Linked DNA regions of Mus musculus: region 1 is linked to region 2. The links are chromatin loops, found by intact Hi-C in ENCODE. Cell type or tissue: left cerebral cortex. All regions are shown on one strand. Each heading gives the region's core, and the rest is flanking DNA. Links, peaks and the distances in the headings are about the cores only.

Region 1 (8,338 bases), core at 91-8,090, 800 kb before region 2:
TACTGTAAAGAATGACTGGTTTTTTAATTCCCAAAAAAAGAGAGAGTAATCAGCATAGAAACAAAACTTAAAATGAAGCTGAGGAGGGGGGGTGCTGTGCTGGAGAGATGGCTCAGCACTTAAGAGCACTCGCTACTCTTCCAGAGGACCTGGGCTCAGTTCCCAGCACCCATACCAGGCAGCTCACAACTGCCTCTAACTCCAACTCCAGGACATCCAACATGCTTCTGGCCTCCTCAGACACTATACACACATGCCAAGAAGCACACGTACCCATAAGATAAAAGCAAATAAAGAACAAAAAGAGGACCGAACTGAAATAGTTGCCTTGACTGAATGCTTACTTTAAAATGGACGGGTGAGAGAAGAGTACACTGAAATAAATTTGTGGAGTTGACTCCAACTCTGGCTACTGTAGAGGCGAGGCTAATTTTTCTCTTGTCACAAAAACTATAAAAGCAACATCAAATATATAATTCCATGTCTCAGGATAGAAAGTACATATAGGGTCAGGAATCTAGCCTTGGCTACTGTTCTCTTTTTCTGTCGGTTTGAAACCTCACTTTAAAAAGGTAAATGTGGTGGTTTGAATTTAGTGGCATCTCTTACCAGACTTTGAGGGGTATCTTTTACTTCTATTATTGTAAGTGGTGCTTTAAAAATGGATTTATTTAAATATAATACAATGGTTTATTCATATGACTATAATCTATAATCAAACTTTTGGGATATAGTTCAGCTTCAAATACAAATATTGTGGTTCAGCAAGATTGTTCCTATCAAGTCTAAGACCCTGAATTCAGTCCCTAGAGCCCACACGGTTCTAAGAGGAAACTGAGTCCCATAATTTGTCTTTGATCTCCTCACACAGGAAAGAAAAGGAGGAGAGGAGAGAGAGGGAGGAGAAGGGAAGAAAGAAAGGAGGGAGAGAGAGATGGGGAAGACCTGGTATAATAAGCCAAGAGCTATTGAATTTATTATTAAATTGGGACTGGAGATATGGCTCAGCAGTTTGGAACACTTGTTGCTTCTGAAGAGAACCCAGTTTTGGTTACCAATGTTCACATGTGGTCCACAGCTACCCACAACTTTAGTTCCAGGAGATTTGGCATTTTCTTCTGTGTCCCAAGACAGCAGGCACACATAGGCTTCACATTCAGGCAAAACACACACACGAATAAGTCTTTGGGAAGTTACTCTTAAATCAATGGAATATGACAGCTTTTGAACAGGAAACTGACAGTGGTCACACTTATGGTTTAAAGGATCGTACATCTAGCAACAAGAAATGATGGAAGTCCATGATGGAACAAGTCCATGATGGAAGAGGGCAGACGAAACACAGAGGCCAACTAAGAGGTATCTTTACCATCTGGGCAAGACAAAGTAGTGTGAAATCAAATGGACAAGAAAGAGAAGGTAGGAATTATTTTTATACTACTCCGGTGGCTTATTGCGTGGTGTGGGGAGAGTGTGTAGAGGACAGAGACAGCTTTTAGCTTGCTGCTTTGGACCCAAACTAAGATGCAGGAGGTAGGAGACAGTGTTAAACAAAGTAACTGATGTGGAGCTTAAGGGTACATGAATGTGAAACTAAAAGATAAGCAGTCTGAGCCAGACGCACACAAGGAGTGTCCTTGGCGAAGTTCTGATGCCAAGGCTGCCGGCATCAGAAATGCTTGAGGACATTTCTAATGGAATCTGATGCCCTCTTCTGGTGTGTCTGAAGACAACAACAGTGTACTCAAATACATTTTTAAAATTTTTTTATTAGATATTTTCTTTATTTACATTTCAAATGCTATCCTGAAAGTTCCCTATACCCTCCCCCCACCCTGTTCCCCTACCCACTCCAACTTGTTGGTCCTGGTATTTCCCTGTACTGGGGCATATAAAGTTTGCAATACCAAGGGGCCTCTCTTCCAAATGATGGACAACTAGGTCATCTTCTGCTACATATGCAGCTAGAGACACAAGTTCTGGGAGGTACTGGTTAGTTCATATTGTTGTTCCACCTATAGGGTTGCAGATCCCTTCAGCTCCTTGGGTACTTTCTCTAGCTCCTCCATTGGGGGCCCTGTGTTCCATCCTATAGCTGACTGTGAGCATCCATTTCTGTATTTTCCAGGCACTGGTATAACCTCACAGGAGACAGCTATATCAGAGTCCTTTCAGTAAAATCTTGCTGGTATATACAATAGTGTCTGGGTTTGGTGGCTGATTATGGGATGGATCCCCGGGTGGGGTAGTCTCTGGATGGTCCATCCTTTTGTCTTAGCTCCAAACTTTGTCTCTGTAACTCCTTCCATGGGTATTTCTTTCCCGTACCCATATACATTAAATAAATAAGTAAATAAATAAATCTTTAAAAAAAAAGAGAGAAGAAAAGAGTGTATCAGCTGCCACACGCAGAACTCCAGACACTAGGAAGACCACACGCAGAATTCCAGACAGTACGAAGGATGGTCTTTAAGGTGGAAGAAGAGAACAGTAGAGTTGAGGTGCTGCTGAGGGCCACAGATGGGGACTACAGGGCTCTAGCATCTTTGTCACTGACCCTGACCATTTCCAGAAGGCAAAAAGGCAGCCCTGAACCATGATAAGGACAGAATGAATTAGATCCCATCAAAGGGCTGGCCAGATGGCTCAGTGGTTAAGAGCACTTGCTGTTCTCACAGAGTATCAAGGATACATTCCCAGCACTCACATAGGATGGTTAACCACAGCCAGTAACTTCAGTCCCAGAGAATCAATGCCCTCTTCTGTGTACCTGTACACATGTGGTGCACAGATACACACTCAAGCACATACACATGAAGCAATAGATAAATCTGTAAATATACATATTTAAAAGTAGGAAGACCTCCTCCCTCCCCAGCTTCTGTATAGAGATTTGACTCAAGGGAGCATTCTCAAGGAACACAGGCAAACAGCCGTTGAAGCAAGAGCAAGAGAGAGACACGCAAGGTCACAGGTGTGCTGGTTTATTGCTTTAGACTCGTGTCTTTTCACTAAATGCTAATGGCAGTTGAGGTAGGATCTTTGGACAATGAATGAGCCATAGGGCTCTGCTTTCATGAGTGGACTACTCTCATCACTAACACTGAGGGAACACAAAGGTTAGTCAGAAGGAAGGGGGTCACTAGAATGTAGTCCTGCATCCTGTGCATCTGGGAAGGCAGGTGTGTTCGTACACAAAAGTAACTCTATAACCGCAAAAAGTCAATAGCAACAGAGTTGCAGTCCTGCAGCACTAGCGTTGGAATTCCAACCTCTCCTAGAGCAGCTGAAGGGTGAGCAAGTGAAAGGATGATCCATTATGACGAGACAGCGGTGCCTGTTAGTCATAACGGCTTAACCAGCCCTCACAGTCCCTCACCATGAGATGTTCTGTGCTCTGACCAGATAAGCTTGGACATTTTAGCTTCTAGAATGGCAAGAAATAAATTCTTTGCCATAAATTGCCTAGCCTCAACTACTCAGTTATAACAACAGTAAACACAGTAAAGAACAATTTCATTTTTAAAAAGGAGAGAAAAACTTCTTAGTAATAATTTTTAATGACTTATGGTATTTCTTTATTTCTGAATATTTTTTATTGAAAAATTGTATTAGTTTTTGAGATTATAACATAATTATATCATTTCCCCTTCTGTTTCCTCCCTCAACGTCCTCCCATATACTCCTCCTGCTTCTCTTTCAAGTCCATGAGCTCTTTTTATTTATTTATTTTTATTTTTTTATTATTGGGCATTTATTTCATTTACATTTCCAATGCTATCCCAAAAGTTCCCCACACCCTCTTTATTTCTGAATATTATGTGCAAGTTTTTTTGTTATTCTGAAATGAGCAGGATTAATATTTCAGTAAAATGATACTTGCCCGGGGTTTAAAATATTTTCATAAATGTCATTTATGCCAACTTCATACAGTAGATGGCAGAAGAGATACAAAAGAAAAAAGTTATAACTCCGGCATGGAAGGTGATGTTACCAACATGTGTGTGTGTATCCATGCACATGTGTGTGTCTATGAGCAATTTTACTTTGTTCTAAGTAGCCCCTCTGCATTGCAAGTGTCCTAAAGAGAGCACAATTTAACTTTAATGTAGGTCCCTGTGTAGCATGGACTGAGCAGGCTAAAGTTTACTCTCCACTATAAGGTCCCCTATCTAGGCAAAAGGTCAAGTGCTCCAGAAGGCTGAAGCTAAAAATAGGGCATGGCTCTTCAGGAGCTGCAGAAGTTATTCAGGGGGAGGTGAGTCACACCAAGACAGTGCCCTGCACCCTCCATGCACTGGGGTAACCTCCTTCACCCGGGAAAGCAGGTTGGGTCTTGCAAAAATGGTTTTAATTATAAGACTAACTTCATTAACAACGTACGGCAGTTCCATTTCTATGCCACCTTCTGTCCCAAAGGCCAGCTTCCCCTGGACATCAGAGGCGAGGCTGCCTGCTATGCATTGACATTGGGCCCCCAGGGAGAGCAGCCCAGAGATGGAGCATTTTAAGAGTCCAGCCTGTCTGAAAGCCTGTCCGGGAATGTTGGTAGGACTGTGGAATCTATAAGAATGGCAGTGGCCAACCCAGAGGGGCAGGACATGAGTGTGGGAAGGATTTGTTCCTGATCCTTTCATTGTTGCCTTTCTGGAAGTTTCTCAGGAAATCCAAGTAGTTAATGCCCGTTGAACTGTTTACAAGCTTGAAGGTCTCCAGAAAACAAACAAACAAAAAACACCGAAACACTCCATTTTTAATGTACAAGGCATGCATGTTTCAAGACCAAAATGAAATATTACCCTTCAGCCTGAGAGAGGGTAAGCTGGACCATTACTGTACCAGTTTCCCACGTAAATCACATGTGGGTCTTTACATTATTTTTTTCTTAAGAATCTCATGGGCTGGGATGTGGGTCCATTGGTAGAGGGCTTACCCAGTGTGCACAAAGCCCTAGGCTGGACACTCAGCCTTATATAAACTAGATGTGGTGATACACGCCTTCTAATCTAAGCATTCCAAAGCAGAGAAAGGAAGACCAGAGGTTCAAGGTCATCTTTGGCTACATAGTGAGATTGAGGCCAGCCTGGGCTACATGAGACTGGATCTCATTTCCCCTGATCAGGAATGCCAATACCACTCAAGGATCTGCAAATACCTTGTTCCAATGTAGAAATGGTGTTAGTTAATCCCAGCACTCAGGAGGCAGAGGCAGGTGGATTTCTGAGTTCGAGGCCAGCCTGGTCTACAAAGTGAGTTCCAGGATAGCCAGGGCTATACAGAGAAACCCTGTCTCGAAAAGCCAACCAAAAGAAAGAAAGAAAGAAAGAAAGAAAGGAAGGAAGGAAGGAAGGAAGAAAGAAAGAAAGAAAGAAAGAAAGAAAGAAAGAAAGAAAGAAAGAAAGAAAGAAAGAAAGAAAGGAAGAAGGAAAAGGTGTCAGGAGGTGTTAGTGTTACAAAACAAATTCATATCAAACACATCGGCTTACATCGAAGTGGGGAAATCTTTGCCTTGGTTTCAGCTGCTATCTGCTGACATTGGTAGGGTTGGTGACAGCTATGGTCTGTCCATACATTCAAGGGTTTCACATGATAGTCATAAAGATATTAGTACAGACACGGAAGTGGGCAATGAATGCTTACTAAGTCTTCTTAAGACTGTTGGGTAGGGGTCCCTCAGGCAATAGTTCTCAACCTGTGGGTTTTAACCCCTTTGGCAAACTTCTATCTCCCAAAATATTGACATTATGTTTCATAACAGTAGCAAAATTACAGCTACGAAGTAGCACTGGAAATAATTTTATGATTAGGGGTCGCCACAACAGGAGAAGCTATATTAAAGTGTCACAACTGTTGAAAGGCTGAGAGCTACTTCTCCCAGAGGAACAGAACCAATGTATATTTCAAATGGGAGTCTCAGGATGGGCTCACATCATATAGGCTGGGAAGTCCAACATTGGCTGTCTGTGTGCTGGAGAACCCAGTAGTGCATGCTCAGCCCACCAGCATGGTGTCTCTGCAGTCCAGATAGGAGATTTCCCGAGAGCCGCTGGTCTTCAGTTTATATCATCGGAGCCTGAAGATTCTGGGTTCTCCTGTCAACAAAGGAGCAGCTGGGAAAACCACAACAGACAAATCCAACAGCCAGGAACAAAGTCAAGGGCAACATTGTTTCTCCTCAGTTGTCTGGGTTGATCCTGGAAACATCCTCAGACACCTGCCCAAGGGCATGCCTTTAGTTGACTCCAGACCCAAACAAATCTTAGCTAAGATTGATTATCACAGGAACTAGATAACAGATCTGCAACATTCTAACTCTCCGAAATCACTAGGTTCTAATCAATCAGCTTTCCAGACTAGTTGACATAGATTAGGCTTCATTCACTGTAGTTCACATGGTTCTAATTGTATGCTTGTCAAACATGAACAAAAGGGAGTCCCTTTGTGTGGGCTGGTGAGTGGTCATGAGGAAAGGTCTCAAGCCCTGAAGACCCCAAGGGAGAGAAGCAAGCCTCAACGAAGTGTGTTTAAGGAAATGTGTTCCGTGTCAGGAAGTAGAGACAAGAGGGATGTGTGATGCTCCTGAGCATGAGATGCAGCGGCCACAGATGGAGTTCAAGAAGCAGTGTTTTGACTTCCTGTACTCATTCTATTTCCTCCCTACTCTTTACTATTTTCATAAAGTGTTTGGAAATTCCTAGCCATCTTTCAACAGTGATACAGGAACCAGGGAAATGCCCTTAGACCTCCCTGGGCCCAGAATGCTAGCAGGAGCTGCTACCTATGGGACTATGGAGGGATGGGACTATAGGAAGAGGGATCTATGGGAAGCAGGGATCTAGGGACTCAGGGCTGCAGCTCTTTTTCCTTATACAGTCACTTCCTTGGTGATAAAAATTAAGGATGCCAGTTGGGTAACTTCAGCAAAATTAGATGTTTTCTGCAGTATCTTAAATGCAATGTAGAGACCCAGTTCAAACACTATACTGTATCCTAAGAATCAGAAGAGCTATTTTCAAAAAGTGTTTGGAAATTATATTGAAACTATATTGAAAACAATATCAATAACACCATTGTAGGGCTGCACAACTCCATAGTCTGGTTAGCTTTCCTTTGAATCAAAACAAAGTTATCTTAGAAATGTAATAGTTCAGATCAATAGATTATTTGAAATAAACTTACATTGATAATCACCATATATCTTTATCATCTAAGAAGTACAGATGAGATGCTGGAGTAAACATAAAGTGATTGGGGGGAGGGTGTTGGCAAGAAGTGAGAGACACTGCCTCAAGGTTACAAAATATACAAGCAAACTCCATCTAGAAGCTAATTCCATCAATACGGTAGGTTAACACCGGGCAGGCAGTCTGAGCCACAAGCAGGGGTGACTGCCATGAGCCTCCTGCTAAGATGGCAGTCACATTCAGGGCTTAGAAAGAAGAGGTCCGGAAGGCAAAAGCCTCTTACATCACCCAGAGTCTTCAAGGACTTGCTCCCTTCACAAACACATCTCGTGGACCCCTCAGAGTTTTGTTGGCCAAAGTCATTCAGGCACCACCCCTTTCATAGCTCAGTGTGTGCCTACAAAATGTTCACTCAAATGTGGAGAAAGTTGAAGGTGGTTTTGATTTCTGGGAATGTTTTGATCTGTTGCTTCTCCCCTCCCCTCGCACTTCTCTTCTCCCCTCCCTTAAATCTGACCTTGGTGTCTCTACACAGCACCTCTCCTGGAGGGCAGGCAATAGCTGTGCCCAGCGTTAGTGGGTACAAGAAGGTAAGGGTGTTCTGGAACAAGCTTGGTGCAGCCTGAAGCCATGACAGGGTGCGCACACCCAAAACTGCCCCTTTCCTGCTTCATCAGCTCTTACCTTCCAGAGGCTGAGGGAGCCCCACTGGGGTTGCAGGTTAAGAAGGGGGCAATGAGATTTAAAACACAAAGCTGCACAATTCTGTCACTACCCGTTTCCCAGCCTGCCCCGGGCTCCTGTCAGATGGGTCACCTACTCGGTACAATCTCCACTGCTGCCCCTACAAGTATTCTTTGGGGGCTGCTCAGCTACTGGAGTTTCTGAGCACTGGGATACAGACGTTGCCACTAGCAACAGGAAAATGCCCAGCATCCCTCCTGGCAGCTCCTGAAGCTCTAGGAGGGGAGCAGAATAGTGATGTCGACTTTGGATTCCCGCAGCGCCCTGCCTCTTCCAGCACCCTGGGCACCTGCCAGGACCTGACCTTCCCAAGAAAGCTCTAGGAGAGCAGGGACTGCAGGGGCCACCCTGGCCTCCGGAGCACTGAGACCTCACACCCCTGCTCAGTGGCATTTATGGCCCTGTGTACC
Region 2 (8,338 bases), core at 283-8,282:
ACTTCATTACCACCGTTCCCCAGCTGAAGAGTTCTGAATTCACGCAGTTGAATCCTTCTCAACAGTCTGTTTTACGGGAACCTTTATGACCGTGACCCGCAGTTCTGGTTCCGGAATGAGGGATCTTCCTTGCGCCGGTGATGGTAACCGTCTCGGGTTTTCTTGTCCCGGGTTTTCTCGTCCCAGGTCTTCTCGTCTCGGGTCTCAGCACCAACTCTTACCCGCGTTCACGCGACCGGCCAGGAAGAACGCAGCAAACCGGAATCTTCTGCGGCAAAACTTTATTGCTTACATCTTCAGGAGCAAGAAGCAAGAGCCAGAGCAAGAGAGCAAGAGCTCTATTGCTTACATCTTTAGGAGCCAGAGCGCAAGAGCGCAAGAGTGCAAGAGCAAGAGCAAGAGCTCTATTGCTTACATCTTTAGGAGCCAGAGCGCAAGAGAGCAAGAGCCAGAGCAAGAGTGCAAGAGCTTTATTGCTTACATTCAGGAGCAAGAAGCAAGAGAGCAAGAGCTCTATTGCTTACATCTTTAGGAGCAAGAAGCAAGAGCCAGAGCAAGAGTGCAAGAGTGCAAGTGCTTTATTGCTTACATCTTTAGGAGCCAGAGCGCAAGAGAGCAAGAGAGAGAATGGCGAAACCCCGTCCCTTTTTAAGGAGAATTATTCTCCGCCTAGGACGTATTACTCCCTGATTGGCTGCAGCCCATCGGCCGAGTTGTCGTCACGGGGAAGGCAGAGCACATGGGGTGGAAAACTACCCTTGGCACATGCGCAGATTATTTGTTTACCACTTAGAACACAGGATGTCAGCGCCATCTTGCAACGGCGAATGTGAGGGCGGCTCCCCACAACCATCTACCACGGGCTCTGGCACCTCACAATAGTACCACAGGCTGGGCAACAAGACTTCAATGGATGGTCCCTTTATGGAGGATGTTCAATACCCAAACTGTGGCACCCAAGGAAAAACAAATGCAGCGAACGGCTTCGTCTGAACTTTTCTCATATGTCAAAAGACAAACCCCATAAAAGGAAGTCACTTGTTCCCCGGTAACCTGTCAACAGTGAAAATGAACTCATCTGACAGGAAGTTAATGAGGCTGATGTCATTTCCAGGCAGACACTGTCACGGGCTACTGCCCAATCTTCCGAGGACCTGGGTGGGTTTACTACCAGCCACTTACTCTCCTCTGCTGTGCCTACAAGTCCATTCTCTTTTCCTGGGGGATGGGAGCTTCTAGATGCGCCTAGGGTTGGAGGAAACTGGCCCTTACTTTGCACATAGCAAAATTGTATTCTTTTTTTCTTGTTAAGCTGTCAGTTGGTTTTATAAACTTAGTTATTATGCCCTCATAGTATAGAGGATACATGTCTCATCAGGTATAAAGAAAAGTAAACACACATGTATGTGCACACACATACATACAAATAAATTAATAATAAAAATAAAATTGTGAGATTCTAACATATGGATTTAGAAACACATATTCAAACCATAGTACTAAGCATTAAGGAAATTGAGCATCTACTAAAGGCTGGATTTTAAATAGTAAATCAGGCCAAATAAAATCTTGATCACAGTCCTACCCTAGCTCCAACTCCAGCAATCTGATACCAATGAGTGACCTGAGACTGGTTGCAGAGAAAAGCTGTTTTGTGACAAACATAATAAGGAAAGCTACATTCTCTCTCCCCGTCTGACTTGGAGGTGAGCAACTCTCCTACCATTCGTGTCATCGAACTTAACCAGAGCCATGAGTCTGTTTATCAGTGGCATAGCCCAGGGAGAGGCAAAAGATGGTGGCTAATGAACACGTGAGGTTATACGGAGACCCAGGTCTTTTTCTTCCTGTTGCTATAAGGAGCTGGGGTCATAGCCCTAAGGGATGAGCATGGTCACTGTGCACAGTCAGAGATCCCTAAGCCTCCCATCCTCACAGAGAGGCAGAGCTTTTGTCAGTGACACCAGTCAAGGCCTGCTGAGTTCAGCATCCGGAGTCTCTTTCCACACAACCCGAAATGACTCAGTTTCAGAAGAGCATCGTGCTGACTTCAGCCTTCCTTCTGAGCCCCCCAGGCTTACACTGACCAACACATCAGTCAGTAGTGTGTGCTCCCATCGGACACCTTTGCTGGAAAGACTAGGGGACACAACCTGTATGCAAAGTCAAATCCAACAAAGAGAACCTGAGCAAAGCATCTGAACAGAAAGCCACCACCGTTCCCAAAGACCATGAACACATGACAAAGAGTGCAGAGGAAGTTTCTACTGGATAGGCAAGAAAATAAAAACATCTGAGTACATTTTACCTTATTTGCTGACAGCACCCATATCTGTGGAGATTGCTGTGTGCGTATAATTGCTGTTTTTCATTGTATTTTACCCCACTGACCTTGTTTTAAGTTAGAATGCAGAGCAATGGCTTTCACGATGGCCTTGTTCTGCTTACGTGTCATTGTGCTTTTCTCTCCTTTCCCCATACTCTGGGCTCCTTCCCCTTCCAGAAGGTTCTCTTTCCCTTCTGTTCTCATGTCACCTGTATTCCGTTACTTCCCTCTCTCTTAAGATCGTTTCTCCTGACTCTCTGTGCAGTGAAGGGTGGTCAGCATGGGGACTCACAACTAGTTAAAGTGCAGAGTGTCAGTGAGGTGCTCAGCCAAAAAGGTGACATCTGTATCAACACACACACACACACACACATGCACACACAGAGAGACACACACATGCACACACACACATGCACACACACATCAACACACATATACATACACACACAAACATGCACACACAGAGAGACACACACATGCACACACAGAGAGACACACACATGGACACACACACATCAACACACATATACATACACACATACACACATATACACACATACATACACATATACACACACATACAAACATACATATACACACAAACACACACATACACACACACACATACACATACGCACATGTTCAGGGACCATCACAAGGAGGAGGGGGAGCAACAATTGTAAATCCAGAGGGTGAGAAGAACCAGAATAGAACAGTGTCTTCATGGCACTGCACTGGTGAACCCACAGTGGCCTGCATATGATCAAGTCAGAGTCCCAGCCTGTGAGACCCCTCCTCTATTGAGGAGCTGTGGGCAGGTGCTGGCTTCTGGAGGAGAAAGAGTCACTTTGTCTAAGAGACAACCATGCTCCTGGGAATGGCTGCACACTCATGGATATATGAGACCAGCACAAACTGAGTTATTAACAAAATAAAACAGGAGGGGGTAAGGATTTGGGGAGTATCTGGCAAGAGTTAGGAGGAGGAAAAGAGAGAATATGATGAAAATACATTGTATGGAACTCTCAAAGATTAATTAAATATATCTTAAACTCCCCTATCATACACATAATTTTAATAAACACATTAATTACCATTTTCTTTTTCCCATTCTCCTACCCTCAGAGGTATGACACGTGTAATGATATATAATAATGTTTTAGAAAAATAATATTTCTAGTTTTGCCTTAATTAGTGCTTAAGTACACACATATATTTGTATTGAAATTAACTTGCTAGGAAAATCCTTAACTTTTGCAAGGGCAGTTATTGAGACAGGGCCTCATTAAGTAGCCTAGCTGGTCAGGAACTCACTCTGTAGGCCAGGATGGCTTCTAATTCATAGAGATCCACCTGTCTTTGAATGATAACAAAGTTTCATAAATAATTTATAGCTATACAGTTACTTCTCAAGATCTCAAGTCATGGTGTGTGTGTGTGTGTGTGTGTGTGTGTGTGTTGCTAAAAATCAAACCCAGTGTTTCACCCACACATGCTAAGCATACAGCCTTTCAGTTAGTTATACTACTCAGGCTTTATATTTTCATATATTAAAGTCACACATGCTTGTGTATGCATCCAATTTGACTGGGTCTGGCATGTTGAGAGGAATTCACTACTGGCATTTGATATAAACGATAGGAAAAAGGCAGAGGGGACGCCCTTTGCTTATTCGTTAGTCACTGGAATGTGGAGTAGGGCAACTATCTTCTGTACATATGTCATTGCAGTGCTGAACATCCAAACTAACCTTCTAGCCCTGTAAGTATGCTATTTGTAGTTCAGGTCATTTAACCAGAGGACAATGCTTCAAAGAAAACAACAACAACACACTGATCCGGTTTAGCACTGCAGAGGACCACAGGGAGAAAGAGACAACAAAGGAAACGATAAAGAGGTCGAGAAAAGAGAAAACTTAGTTTCCATTTGTTCTAATTTCTACAAGAGTTATTTAGTCCTCTAGATTTACTTAGCCAGCATCTAAACAGCATCTAAACTCAGGGACGGCTAAAGTGAAAGGGGAAAATGATCTCTCTGCTCCATCTAGTGTTAAGTTTTGAAACAGCAGTTCTCACTTCCTAGTTACCTAATTGGAAACGGAATGAGGAATAGGATCAAGTCAAGCTCCCTCTGTACAACTGTGAAAGCATTGCAAACAATGCATTCCTAGCATCGTGTGCATGTTTTACAAGGTCGTTGAGGCAATCCTTAAGTCTAAGGCACGGCAGCAATTATGATGGGGTCATGCCTTGGAAGCCTGACTCTGGCTTAGATTGGGTCTGCCACAAGCCAGCTTTAACATCATAGTCTGTCTGGAGTTGCATGTGATTATACATCATGTGTGATTCTGGGTGTGAGTGGAGGACAGATGGAAAGAAGGAAGAAAGGAAAATAAAAAGGCAGTCATAAAGGAACCAGAGGATAGAGGCATATTGCATCTGTTAGATCATACTCCCTAGCAACCTGCCCCCCTCTCTCCCTCTCCCTCCCCCTCCCCCTCCCTCTCTCTTCTCTCTCTCTCTCTCTCTCTCTCTCTCTCTCTCTCTCTCTCTCTCTCTCTCTCTCTCTCTCTCCCTCTCTCAAGCCCGATCATGCTTCCTGTAGAGCTCAGGTCTCTACCTCTTCTAAAACTATAACAGAATATTATAAACAAACACTCTTCCTTATCTCAAACAACTCTGATACCCACCCAGAAACTGTCTTTGAGCTATGCCAAGCTAACCACCCTCCCACTTGGTGGAGGATGGGGAATGTGTAACATAGGAATAGGGGACTTTTGCCTCCTTCCATGTTACATACTCTTATAGTCTCTCTCCCCCTGTATGCTTCCTGCATCTTGCTACCCATGGCAACCAACTCCTCCTCTTTCACTTTAAGCTATCTCTGCTGATGTTCTCCTATTGTCTATAATTCCCTTACCACCAAGGTCCCGTCAGTTTGCTGCTGGTGTGATGTACTAACTTCATAATGCTGCCTTACCTCTGGGTAAGGCCAATCATGGCCTACCTGGTTTTAAGGCTATCTCCCCTAATGCAGCTCATTTCTGAAGGGCGATTGTGTCTGCTCCTTTCCTGAATCTGCCACTCCTGTTCCTAACAATCCATATCATTATGTCTATTGAGGGCAAATGGACAGATCTGATAAACTACACTGCCATGAATGCATCTTACTATAAAAAAAAATCTGTTGAAACTTTATTAAACAGGATAGTGACAACGGCAATGGCCACTAGTTGAATATGTGTTGTTTGTCATATGTCCACACATGGTTTTATTTAATCCATGCCATAGTCCTCTCAGGCAGAAATTATCAGCAGCATTCTTCACATATGGAAAATATGAGACTTCAAGACCTTAGTAGCCTTGCACAAGGTCCCATAGTCATTCAATGATAAAACAGCGATGCAGTTCTCCGATTTCCCATTATCAAGCTCCACGGTGCTCTCATGGACCGAATGCCTCTTTCTTCCAGAATGCTTTGGAATCATGGCCAACCATGGCTACATAGCTGGAATCCTTAATCTCCTTTCTGTCATGTTCACTGGAATAGTATTATATATACTAAGGCAACCATGGTGCAGAACATGGGGAGGGATGGGGATGGTTGTTTCAAATGTGGATCCCAGGTCATAAAGTGAAGAAAAAGAAAGTTAACTTTACATAGCATTTTTAGATGTCAGGATGGATTTGCTTCTGTGAAAACACGTCATCACACAGGACCAAATAATGGCAGGCAAAGTGTTGGTTATGGGAGAATCAGATGGTGTCACTATCAAGTGATCGTTTCTATAGACACTCTTCAGAACTCGACAAAGCATCAATTAAGATTTTAATGAATACATATAGAAGAGTGTTGGCCAACATTGTTTTTGTTTGTTTGTTTTTCTTTGTTTCTTTAGGTCTGTAAAACATCCTAGAATTGTTTGATTTGAGGCAAAACTATCTTTTATTGCTAAAGCTGATAATTCTAACACATTAACCCTGTTACATAGCACAATATTGAAATATTTCATTTACTTCATTTACTTCTTCTAACAAAGATTGTATAGTTGATCTTTTCTGTCATAAATTAAGGAGAGAGTCATTAGTAAATAGCACAAAAAAGAAAAGGTTATTTAAGACATACTCTGCTATAGGAGGTATCATTTTTTAGGACTGCAGCCAGATAATAAGTTTGCACATCCTAATTGACAGAAGCTGGTCCCTAGGGATGGACCTTTGAATGCTCAAGACATCCCTGGTTCCAGCCTTTTCTTTCTGCTTCTGTTTGCCATTATCTATTCTATTTATAAAGAGAGCATTGGCATACTAACATATCCTGTATATTAATATTATTAGCATATTAACTTATAAATACATTTAATACAATTAGCACATTTAGCTTATATTAATAAAATAATTTTATTATTAAAATAATAAAAGTATTTTCATATGACTTTCCTCAGTTTCCAAAGTTGCATCTATGAGACAAATTCTCTGAAATGGATTTGCTAAATTAAAAGATATATTATTGGAAATCCCTTATATGCACAAAACTCACTCTGAGTGACATACGCAGGAACTCTAGTGAGCAGGAGATGCAAATAATCAATATGAAAAAAGTGTTCAGCTTCATTCATTTAAAATAGGCAACCAGCGTTATGGTATTTCCCAGTTACCAAGCTATCATGATGTAAGTCTGTTTGAGAATATGGGAACAATAAAAACCACAAGATCACCTCGTTAGATGCTGAGGAAGCATTTGACAAAATCCAACACCTCTTCCTGATAAAAGCCTTGGAAAGATCAGGAATTCAAGGCCCATACCTAAACATAATAAAAGCAATAAACAGCAAACCAGAAGCCAACATCAAACTAAATGGAGAGAAACTCAAAGCAATCCCACTAAAATCAGGGACTAGACAAGGCTGCCCACTTTCTCCCTACCTATTCAACATAGTACTTGAAGTCCTGCCAGAGCAATTCGACAACAAAAGGAGATCAAGGGGATACAAATTGGAAAAGAGGAAGTCAAAATATCACTTTTTGCAGATGATATGATAGTATATATAAGTGACCCTAAAAATTCCAACAGAGAACTCCTAAACCTGATAAACAGGTTCAATGAAGTAGATGGATATAAAATTAACTCAAACAAGTCAATGGCCTTTCTGTACACAAAGGATAAACAGGCTGAGAAAGAAATTAGGGAAACAACACCCTTCACAATAGTCACAAATAATATAAAATACCTTGGCGTGACTCTAACTAAGGAAGTGAAAGATCTGTATGATAAGAACTTCAAGTCTCTGAAGAAAGAAATTAAAGACAATCTCAGAAGATGGAAAGATCTCCTATGCTCATGGATTGGCAGGATTAATATAGTCAAAATGGCTATCCTGCCAAAAGCAATCTACAGATTCAGTGAAATACGCATCAAAATTCCAACTCAAGTCTTCACTGAGTTAGAAAGGGCAATTTGCAAATTCATCTGGAATAATAAAAAACCTAGGATAGCAAAAACTATTCTCAACAATAAAAGAACCTCTGGTGGAATCACCATGCCTGACCTCAAGCTGTACTACAGAGCAATTGTGATTAAAAAAAAAAAACAAAACAAAAACAAGAACAAAATGCATGGTACTGGTACAGCGACAGACAGGTAGATCAATGGAATAGAATTGAAGACCCAGCAATTAATCCACACACCTATGGTCACTTGATCTTTGACAAGGGAGCTAAAACCATCCAGTGGAAAAAAAGAGAGCATTTTCAACAAATTGTGCTGGCACAACTGGCAGTTATCATGTAGAAGAGTGCAAATTGATCCATTCTTATCTCCTTGTACAAAGCTCAAGTCTAAGTGGATCAAAGACCTCCACATAAAACCAGAGACACTGAAATTTATAGAGGAGAAAGTGGGGAAAAGCCTCAAAGATATGGGCACAGGGAAAAAAATTCCTAAACAGAACAGCAATGGCTTGTGCTATAAGATCAGGAATTGACAAATGGGACCTCATAAAATTCAATGCTT

Evidence for each region. Peaks named below come from ENCODE experiments on the same cell type or tissue, not always from the same donor. Only the 100,000 strongest peaks of a DNase experiment are listed, where the experiment ranks them.
Region 1: a loop joins it to region 2, with 8 times the contacts of the local background. A loop is called at or near these places in 2 of 42 quality-filtered maps.

Annotation. Positions count from the first base shown.
Region 1 is chr8:46,232,765-46,241,102 of GRCm38, reverse strand. No RefSeq gene overlaps it. Among named protein-coding and RNA genes, the nearest start is that of Slc25a4, 26 kb to the right of the region's middle. In left cerebral cortex, for the core only: CTCF peaks have their summits at 1,730 (motif pointing left), 3,740 and 3,943 (motif pointing right); a DNase peak (open chromatin) is centred at 4,037.
Region 2 is chr8:45,435,425-45,443,762 of GRCm38, reverse strand. No RefSeq gene overlaps it. Among named protein-coding and RNA genes, the nearest start is that of Tlr3, 29 kb to the right of the region's middle. In left cerebral cortex, for the core only: a CTCF peak has its summit at 4,377 (motif pointing left); a DNase peak (open chromatin) is centred at 4,395; H3K27ac peaks cover 232 bases.